Regions from separate parts of the Homo sapiens genome. Here regions 1 and 3 are each linked to region 2. The links are chromatin contacts, found by Hi-C or POLR2A ChIA-PET in ENCODE. All regions are on one chromosome and are shown on one strand. Each heading gives the region's core, a stretch centred on a gene start or an enhancer-like site at or near the end of the contact. The rest is flanking DNA. Distances are from core to core; before and after follow the strand shown.

Region 1 (3,369 bases), core at 40-2,539, 150 kb before region 2:
GTGGGAGAGGGAAAATAGATATAATTATATTTAAAGAATTATAAAACAAATTGTATAAATTTAAAATTATAATTAAATCATTGTAATAATTTAGATCAGAAAAAATAAAGGCAAGTAAGTGCCAGGCATGGGGCTAAGCATTGTACTCACCCACTGTATTCCATGTTGTCTTCACAACGGCCTTATGAGGTTTGCTAGTATTGCCCCCATTTTACCAAGAAACTGAGGCTTAGAGCATTCAAGCTAGCCAAGGGCTAAGCCATGACTCAAACCCAGGTGTGTCTGACTACGGCTGTTACTAAGAGGGGAAGGGAATCATCTGAACTTGGGTTTCACTCAGAAAGGGGCATGGTTTTGTTAACTTTGAAAACACTACCACCCTACCCTCTAGCACTGGCAGAGGGGAGCTGGACGCCTGGACAGCTGGGGAGGGGGAGGACGGCAGCCAGAAGCAACAGCCTCTGCAGTCCCAGCAGCTGGGACCTCATGCCTCAACCAAGGATCAGCACTGGGTATTGGCTCAGAGTAGTGAAGGCTGCTGGGGGCCTGTGTTTCCTGCATTTCCTATGTTTATGCTGCCAGGGTGGGTTTTATGTGACCAGAGAGAAGCAGGGAAAATTGCTGAGAAGTCAGAGATCTGCCAGGGAATCAGTGATGAGCCCCAGGAAATGCTTTTTGTCTAAAAATATGCCATTTCCGAAAGGAAAACAGTCATTAGAGGGTGTGAGAAGCCCTCGTGGTGAGGAAAGCAAAACTGTAAGACTCAATGGGAGGCCAGTGGAACAACAGAGAAGCCCATTACCCACCCACTTCCTGTGCGATTAACAAGACGTTTGGAGGATGAAAGGCAAGCAGACAAAATGACAACCCACAGACACAACTCCAGGGGAAATGTCTGGGGACAGCATAGGAAGACGCAGCAGGGAGGTAGGAGGAGAAAAAACTGCTCCAGTTAATATCTTTCTGGCATCGGCTGGTTCAGCTATAGATTTGGCTAAAATTACCTGTGTACTTACTAGACGCCAGGCAGTTAGGGGGCTTTGCTTAAATCACTCTCCTGCATTCTTCACACAGCACTTGATGAAGGAGGAAAGTGAGTCTTGGAGGTTAAGTGACTTGTCCAAGGTTACACAGCTGGGAAGGGAGAAAGACATGGCTCCATCCCAGGTTCCCTGATCCCAAATCTCCCCCTCATTGCAATGTACCAAGCTGCCTCCAATAAGATCAAGAGTCTTGACGATCCCCAAGCTAGTCCACTCAGTCCAGTTTTCCTGCCAGACTATAGCTGTTTTGCATTCCTTATCTTGTGTTGAAGCAAACCAGGTAAGGAAACTCCCCACCTTTTTTATTAATGACTCATTTTCAGCCAAAACACATTGCAGCCACATCAGGTACATGTGCCCACTCAGCAAAGACGTACTGTGAGAAAGTAACATCTAAGTTACTTGGTCCAAAGCCCTTCTACATCAATCATCAAGCAACCAACCCTCCTTTGCTGAAATCTCCAGGGGACTAGGCCCTTTGGTGGGGGAAGAGGGGACGGTTTCTTCAGGGGCATCTCACCCCTGGGAAGTGCATCCTCTCTGCTGGGGGCAGTAAAAAGGCTTTACGTGGGCCACTGTGGCTCATGCCTGTAATCCCAACACTTTGGGGGCCCAAGCAGGGTGATTCACTTGAGCCCAGAAGTTTGAGACCAGCCGGGCAATATAAAGAGACCCCATCTCCACAAAAAAATACAAAATTTAGCTGGGCTTGATGGTCCCACCTGTGGTCCCACTTACTTACTTGGGAGGCTGAGGCAAGAGGATCAGAAGGTCAAGGCTGCAGTGAGCCATGATTGCACCACTGCACTCAAACCTAGGCAACAGAGCTAGACCCTGTCTCAGGAAAAAAAAAAAAAAAAAAAGAGGCTTTTCACGAATTTCACATTCCACCCTCCACCATCTTTGATGTAGGTAATTTATCAGCATTTTGTAGAGGAGGAAACAAGGTCTCCCCTACGTTGAGCCCAAATCAGTTTGACCTTGGGGAACACAGTGAGCATCCCTGCGTGGAGGTACGCAGGATCCCTGAGGGTGACAACCTTCGAGGTCGTTCCCTGGCCTCTCTGCCCAGGGTGAGCATCCTCAGAGACCTCAGCTCTCCTCTCAGCATGCAATTCTCCTCCACTCATGGCCCTCCCAGCTGCCCCTGGCTTCTCAAAGCTACTCCTGCATGGAGGCAAGTACAACTAGCCAATGAGCCTCCTGACCTGCCCCATCCCAGAGAGCAACTGCTGCTAGGTCCTCGTGGATTCTGGGCCTCTGTCCAGTGACCAAAGGAGAGGACACATCTCCAGCTACCATCCCTCCACCTATTTTCTAAGGAAACCAATGAGTTCTCAAATGCCACCTGTGGTGGCCCCTTCTCAGCCCTCACCCTGAGAGGCCTTCCCCAAGTCAGAATTTCCCACAGGGGAAGTTACTGTGGGCTTCTCTCTCCTTCCCCCACCTCATGTGGTCAGGAAGTCCAGCTGGCTTTTTCTCCTGTCTGTCTCTCAAATGTGTCCCCTGGCTCCCCTCCATTGCCACTGCCCTCTTCAGTGTCTGGCCTGTGCTCCCACAACAACAGGCTTGAAGCTGGCTGCCCTCTCCCCTCCATCTTCCACACCATAATCCAGGTGATCCTTCTAAGAGGCAAAGGTAATCATGTTTCTTCCCTGCTCAAGATCTGTCAAAAGATTCTGTGGCCTCCATAGAAAAGGCAGACAGCCCGGCCACCCAGGCCCTTCACCATCTGCCTCTTGACCATCTCCAGTGTCCTGCAGTGTCCTGAATATACCTTTTCCCTGCCTCTGCCCAACACACTCCCGTTCTTTCAACACCCAACTCAACTATTACCTTCTCTCCATCAGATCTTCCCTGAACCACCCCCCAGAAACAAAGGTGACTGTCCCCTCTGGTTCCCCACAGCCACCCCACCACTTACCCCTGTGCTCAGGCACTCCTGGAGCACTGCATTGCAACCATTGGCTCACACATCTGTCTCTACCAGCAAACCACTAAACCGTGAATAAGTGGCTTCCTGAGCCAGGCCTTGTGCAATGAATGGATTTGCAACAAAGGGAGCCACTGAGAGATTACATGAGCCAAGTCATGGCAATTAGTCCCCATGGAAGCAGCAGCTCAGGGCAGGGTCCAGACTTGGGCAGACTTAACTATGCAGGACATTCCATTAACAATAAGCACCACTCTGAGCATTTCCTATGTGCCAGGAACTACGTGAAGCTCTAGATTCTGTCATTAGAAAGGACTGAGTTAATTAATGGAAAGCAGGTAGCACAGTGCCTGACACAGTATAAGCACTGAACACACGTTAGCAAGAAAAGTG
Region 2 (3,263 bases), core at 291-2,790:
TAGTACTCAGCAATAAAAAGGAGTATAATACTAAAGATGAATCTCAAAGCTGTATACTGAGTTAAACAGCCTTCCACAGAAGGGTATAAACTGTATACTTTCACTTATATGAAGACAAAGCCAATGTAGAGTGAAATAAATCAGATAGTGGTTGCCTCTGAGGGTGTGTTGGGACAGAGCCTGATTGGGAAGGGTGATAAAAGAAAGTTCCGGGGTGACAGAAATGTCCTGTATCTTGATAGGTAGTTTACAAAGGTAAATGCATCTGTCAAAACTCATCAAATGATGCACTTAAAATTTGTGCATTTCACTTATGCAGAAAACAGAAAAAGAACTATAAACAATATTGAACTCTAGTTAATGATTTGCAGACTAAAATGTTTAGGTGTGAAGTATACTGATGGCTGCAACTTACTTTAAATTGCAATAAAACATGAATTGAGAGATGGCAAGATTAAGAAATAACGAGATAAAGGGAATACAGCAAAGTGTTAGCAATAGTAAAATGCAGGTGGTGGGTATGTCAGTAATCACTATAGAATTCTTTCAAGTTGTCTGAATGTTTGAAAATGTTCATAACAAAACGTTAGGAAAATATACATACCAACAAAACAGTTGTTTCTCTTCTTCTCAAGAACTTGGCTTATATTTCTAATACTACAGAGTGAGAATTTATTGTTGTTAAGTTTGTCCCCAGATGTTGCTCTTGCATACATGATGTAATTGCCATTTTCTTTTTGACCCAAATTCTTAGATTCTCCTGGTGTGCACTCTGTTCCAGAATCATGCTGTCAAAAAGAATATAAAGTTACATAAACAGGAAGTAAAATAAGGTTTTCAGGTCAACTGATTAAACGTAATGTTCTCATCAGGAAAACAATGGAAGCTTGTGGACTCTCCTTTAAAAAGGATCTTACAATTGTTTTACACCTTGAGTAGGAAAAGAATTTGCTCTTTTAGGGGTCACTGTCTTAGAAAAGGAGGAAAATCAGTGGAGGTCTAGCCATAACAATTTATAGCTTTGTAAGCAGGGACTAGAATTGAGGACAGACTGTCATAAAAGTCTATTAAAAATAAGCTCACATACTTTTAAAACTAGTAACAGTAAAATAAACTACTTTAAAACTACTAAATAGTCTCTAACACATATGTTAAATTACATGTTATGAATAGTTCAGAGAAGACAGAGGTGGGGAAAGACAAAAGAATCAAGAGACTGACATGGGGCTAAATACACACAGAACAGGAATCTAAGACAGCTAACTTAATAGCCAATATATAGGAAAGGTAAGTAAAAATGCTGACTAGGAACAGAAACACAATGATATATTTTTAAATGAAAAATGGTAAAAGCCTAGAGATAAAACCAAAATACTGCTTTGCCAAATAAACAGAGTTCTGTGTACACGTAACATATAAATGCACATAAGTGGTGTTCGGTTTTGATAAATTTTATTGAAGAGTCAGATACATACAGCATAGCTCCCTGAATTTTCTCAAAGTAATGCTTATGAGACCAAGCAACAGAACACTACTACCAGATCCCAGCAGCCCCTACCATCCTGGGGATATGCACTAAAACAACCCTCACAATGCCCCTCAAACAATTCAGAACACATCAGAAGGGGCAAAAAACACTGGACACTAGAGTAATTGTGCTATTTAATTAAAATCTTGTTTTAAATACCCAACAACCCCACTCTCAAGAAAGAAAAAGACTGCCCAAGGACGTTCTGTTTTTTCCTAGAGCCCAACTAAGTTACTTTCATTTTCTATTCCCTCTTCTGAGGCAACTGTTAAATTAAAAAATGTGTCCTCTACTATCACCTTTATTCTTCCTGATACCTCTTGCCTTTCTTCTGAATCTAGATGCAGCATTTAGCAACTCTATACTATTCACCAATATTATCTTGCTTTATGTTTTCAACCTATAAAATTCAACTCAGTTTCTGAAAAAGGTGTAGCACTAGAATTATTCTCAGCATTAGAGTTTTAGAAAGGAAAGAAAAAAATCCCAATTCTGTATAACTCTTGATGTCATCACAGAATATCTTGCCACTTTTCAATTCAGTAAATATTAATGAATGTCCAGTGCTATAAAAGGAGGCACTAAAATATAAAAATATAAAGATGAGAAAAGTATTATCCCTAGCCTTCAAGGCACTTACCTTCTATTTTTAAATGATAGCAAATCTTGACATAACTGCTTAGTCTGACTTGCTGCTGCATAAATCCATTACAGATATTGCTAGTCAATTATTATTTTACTAGGCCAGGAGATATTACAATAGATCACCATTAACAGGAATAGAAGGGGAAACAGGTTGTAAGCAAGCATGCCAGCTATTTGCCATCCTCAGATAACGAATAAAACAAGCACATGAATAAGCAAAACACAAAACAGAACATAAAGGCCATCTTGACTGGACTCGCACAAGTATTCAGAGTTCAAATCAAGAGAAGCGTTTCACTAAGAAACTATAATCTTTGTGACAAGAAAACAGAAAAATTTGTCTAACTATAAGAAAGAAAATTAAGAAAACAAAAATGCATAAATAAAAATTCAATCATAATCTACCATGCACTATAACTATTAAAATTTTGATCTATTTCCTATCTGACTTATATCTAGCTGTATCACATTTTAATTTAAAATTTGGACTATACCATGTGTACAGTTATAACTTTTTTTTTTGAGACAGAGTCTCACTCTGTCCCCCAGGCTGGAGTGTAGTGGCGTGATCCTGGCTCACTGCAACCTTGGACTCAAGTCATCCTCCCCGACCTTAGCTTCTCGAGTAGCTGGGACTACAGGTGCAGTCCAGCACACCCAGCTAATTGTTTTTGTGTGTATTTTTGGTAGAGACGGGGTTTCGCCATGTTGCCCAGGCTGGTCTCGAACTCCTGGGCTCAAGCAATCTGCCCACCTCGGCCTCCCAAAGTGCTGGGATTACAGGTGTGAGTCACCACAGCTACCCTCCATGTGTACAGTTATACACACCTTTCTTTCAGCTTAACAGTATAAAATGAGCACTGCAAAACTTGGTATTTAAATGACTGCAGAGCATTCCGTGGTATTTTCATACTGTAGGGCCATCTAGGCTGCTTAAAACTTTTTGGTATTATAAATAAAACTATGATGGTCATATTTTCTTAATTTTTATTAAGGGCCATATTCATTTACATCATATAACAACACGGATCAAGATTTCAACAGGCAGACATGGGAAGGAACTGACTTCCTAGCGGAGGAAAGTTTTAAA
Region 3 (3,261 bases), core at 266-2,765, 170 kb before region 2:
GAGGCTGAAGTCAGGGACACCGAGACAAGAGGGTGAGCATAGGGAAGCAGAAGGGAATGAAGTGGGGTCAAATATATGTAATGGCATGGAAACATGCTATGAGATCAAGCCAAAAGAAAAGAAAAAGTAGAATGCAAAATTTTACATTTGCATTAAGGAAAAAACACGTTAGAAGAAAATGCACTTAAATAAATTGCTCTGTGTGATAGTATGATAGCTGATTATGTATTTATCCTCAATGCTTTCTGTACCTTCCTGTTGTTCTGAAGTTGTATTACTTTGATATTCATGGGGAAAAATAAGCTTTTCCAGTATGAAGGGCAAAAAGCACTGAGCCAAACCTGAAGCCATAGCTAAGGACAGGGCACATCTCCCCTGATGCAGCCCAGAGGCCCCTGGAGGGAGGTGCTGGGGGGTGAATAGAGACTAGGGGTGTCACTCCCTCCTAGGAGGACTGCAGGAGCACATGGGTAGCCAATGCTAAGGCCTCCTGCCCCCATGGGCCTAAGTAGCCCTGTCCACACTGGGGATCTGCCCGCTACCTCATAGCCTCAGGTAGATGTCTGGTCTCTCTTTGCAAATGTCCCCCGCAACCCATCACATTCATAAAGGCAACAAATTGGGGAAAACGAGAGGTCCTCTGTCTTTTTAGGGCTTCACCACTGCTGTTTTCCCAACTAAAGAAATATGTACATATGTTTAAGTATACTTTACCATGCGTAGAATGGGAAAAACAGAAGTTATTCTAGAGAACATCTCGCTCAACTCGTTTATTTTACTAATAAGAAAATAGAAACTATGGAGGTCAAGTGGCATACCCAGGGAAACAGAGCTAAGTGAGAACTAGGCTCCAGCAGAGATGATGCCCAGGGCCGGGCACCTCCTTTGTCAGCATGCAGGTATCATCAGACAAGGCCAAAACAGCACTGGGCGATGTGGGCTGAGCAGCCCTTGGCTTCGAAAACATGATTTTTTTATTATTTTTTGAGACGGAGTTTCACTCTTGTTGCCCAGAATGGAGTGCAAAGGTGCGATCTTGGCTCACCACAACCTCCACCTCCCGGGTTCAAGCATTTCTCCTGTCTCAGCCTCCTGAGTAGCTGGGATTACAGGCAGGCACCACCACGCCTGGCTAATTTTTGTATTTTTAGCAGAGACAGGGTTTCTCCACTTTGGTCATGCTGGTCTCAAACTCCCGACCTCAGGTGATCTGCCCGCTTCAGCCTCCCAAAGTGCTGGGATTACAGGCGTGAGCCACCGCGCCCGGCAGACATGACGTATTCTAAGCACTCCTCAAATTTACCTGTGGACAGCAAGAAGGCCTACAAGGCACCCCGTTTACGATATGCCACTTGGCTCCTTCAGGGCAGAGCTGCAGCAGCAGTCCTTGTTTCTCTGTGCCCCACATCCCCTCAGCATGTAAGACCACTTCTGCCCCACCCATTGCTGAATGGGACCTTCAGATGCTATCTTCTCCATAAAGCTTTCTATGACTCAGGCCGCATCATTTTGTGGTCAACTACTTTCACTATTATTGTGTTTATTCTCCCTAAACCAGCCAAGCAATCCCATTTGGTAATCGAAAGAGCAAGTAGCACTGGCTTGGTCATTTCCTTCACATAAACCTGACTGAACTGGATATATGGTAAGGATTTCCATCTTGTACATAAACACTTGTCCACCTCCGTGATTCACACAATTCCTTTTCCACTCTATCCCGGGCCCATGTCTCCATCCTGCCCCTGATGCTGGCTCTGCAGGCATTTTCTACATGGCTGTCTGTGTACATGCCGTGTGGTTAGTCTTAAATCAAGGGCTCCTAGAGTGCATAGGACATACCAGTTTATACTTTTTCTCATCAGGAATATGTGTAGCTGGAGGATTAAGAAATACATTTTCATGAGCTAGACAATAACAAAAATTAAATGGCAAAAGTCCTTGCTGTCCTTAGTAGCTAGGGAGCTTTAAAAATAAATACATAAGCACCTGTTTCCGTTTTTTTACTCCTACAGAAGCAGGGAAATTGCTGGAGAAAAAAAAAAAATGTAAGTCCATATATTCTGTACTGTGTCCCTTGGAAGAATAAAATTTTAAATGAGGTCATCAGGAAGTGCTTCCTAAATGTGAAGTTCACAGACTGAACTTTGAAGTTTAGCAATGGACTTCCCCTGAGCAAGGTCGGCTTATGCTATTGTTAGACCAGCAGCTGAGCCTCCCCCACCACGTCCTTCTACCTCTTGCAATTAAAGCACAGCCCAGGCAGGTTTTTCTTAAACAGGATTTTTCTTTATGTTGGTGCATATGCTGCTGTTATAATAGCAGGGACATTGTCCTCATTCCCAGCTCTTTCCTCCAAGTCAAAACATTTAGAATGACACCACCCAAAGAATAAGTCTTACTTGAGGCTTTGCAACCTCTAACCCTTCCCACCTCTAACCTTTTCCCATCTTTATCCCCGTTATCTTGGGTGCTTTCAGTTTTCAGAGACCAGCTTTCCAACAGGGCTAAATAACACTCTATGGTTTCTTTCCCCATCAGAAACCAAAGAACTCCCTGTTTCTCAGCCCTTGCCAGCAGAATCTGGTCACCCCTCTGCCCCTCAAAATTACACATCTTATACAACTAGCTCCTGTCCCTGCACCATTCCTGTCCCTTGTCCTTGATCCTGGTTTCCCAGTGGAACAGGAAAAAGGTTTTACAGAGGGTTTTTTGCCACCATCTCTTTGTTCCTCAGGAGATGATTAAGTTGTGCGTTAAGTGGGGAAAAAGTACATTAGGTCAACCCCAAAATCTGCCATCGATAACATCAGAGTATGTCCATGGCTTTATTAGTTTTCTAGTGAATATTTAAGAGAAAAAGGTGCTAGGTCATAGAACATTGAGAAGGCTATACATCTCCCCTTGGCTATAGGTGCAATACATTCCAAGAGGGAGAGATGGTAGTCATGCCTCCTATTTTTTTAGGTGAGGTATGTATTTTGTAGTTCTGCTGGGACAAAAACAGCTTTCAGTCATTGAAAACCAAAGGCCCAGTGGACATCAGGAGGAGATGGCCTCCCTCACTGCAAGACGACCTCTGGGTCAAAGCCTAGTGAAACTTTGGCTTTTCCCAGCAAGCAGGAAGTGACATAGACAGTGTCTTTTTAGAGACCTCACTTTGGAGAATGCTCAGTGAGGGGCAAACATTTGCTGGTGACATTGTAGTTCTGTCCTTTGCTAAGCTTGAGTGAAAATCTTTTGGAGAATCGACTTTTTTCTTTC

What was found. Hi-C counts contacts between places; a loop is a spot of excess contacts on that map. ChIA-PET counts read pairs that join two places held with the same protein, here RNA polymerase II (POLR2A). Pooled maps may share reads with other maps.
Region 1: a loop to region 2 is called in a pooled map, with 2.0 times the contacts of the local background. The contact joins two enhancer-like sites. A Hi-C loop is called at or near these places in 2 of 168 maps with a recorded cell type or tissue (PC-9 and natural killer cell) and 3 of 50 pooled maps. POLR2A ChIA-PET finds 5 or more read pairs at or near these places in 4 of 52 experiments (Caco-2, OCI-LY7, WTC11 and 1 more).
Region 3: a loop to region 2 is called in a map of naive thymus-derived CD4-positive, alpha-beta T cell, with 2.7 times the contacts of the local background. The contact joins two enhancer-like sites. A Hi-C loop is called at or near these places in 6 of 168 maps with a recorded cell type or tissue (heart left ventricle, left cardiac atrium, mammary epithelial cell and 1 more), 1 of 37 single-sample maps with no recorded cell type and 7 of 50 pooled maps. POLR2A ChIA-PET finds 5 or more read pairs at or near these places in 1 of 52 experiments (Caco-2).

The regions. Positions count from the first base shown.
Region 1 is chr15:58,472,627-58,475,995 of GRCh38, forward strand. The region is part of intron 1 of LIPC (lipase C, hepatic type); the gene reads left to right. The region is part of intron 2 of LIPC-AS1 (LIPC antisense RNA 1); the gene reads right to left. Among named protein-coding and RNA genes, the nearest start is that of LIPC-AS1, 24 kb to the right of the region's middle. Within about 2 kb of position 1,290, at least 10 of the 41 ENCODE cell types and tissues checked have a DNase peak (open chromatin) inside an H3K27ac peak, as active enhancers do; they include natural killer cell, where a contact is called at or near this core.
Region 2 is chr15:58,627,096-58,630,358 of GRCh38, forward strand. It overlaps ADAM10 (ADAM metallopeptidase domain 10), which reads right to left. Exons shown (of 16, transcript NM_001110.4): 10 at 605-788. Among named protein-coding and RNA genes, the nearest start is that of ADAM10, 120 kb to the right of the region's middle. Within about 2 kb of position 1,541, at least 5 of the 41 ENCODE cell types and tissues checked have a DNase peak (open chromatin) inside an H3K27ac peak, as active enhancers do; they include natural killer cell, where a contact is called at or near this core.
Region 3 is chr15:58,456,141-58,459,401 of GRCh38, forward strand. All of the region lies in intron 1 of LIPC (lipase C, hepatic type), which reads left to right. The region is part of intron 2 of LIPC-AS1 (LIPC antisense RNA 1); the gene reads right to left. Among named protein-coding and RNA genes, the nearest start is that of LIPC, 26 kb to the left of the region's middle. RefSeq lists a silencer at 2,118-2,177. Within about 2 kb of position 1,516, at least 6 of the 41 ENCODE cell types and tissues checked have a DNase peak (open chromatin) inside an H3K27ac peak, as active enhancers do.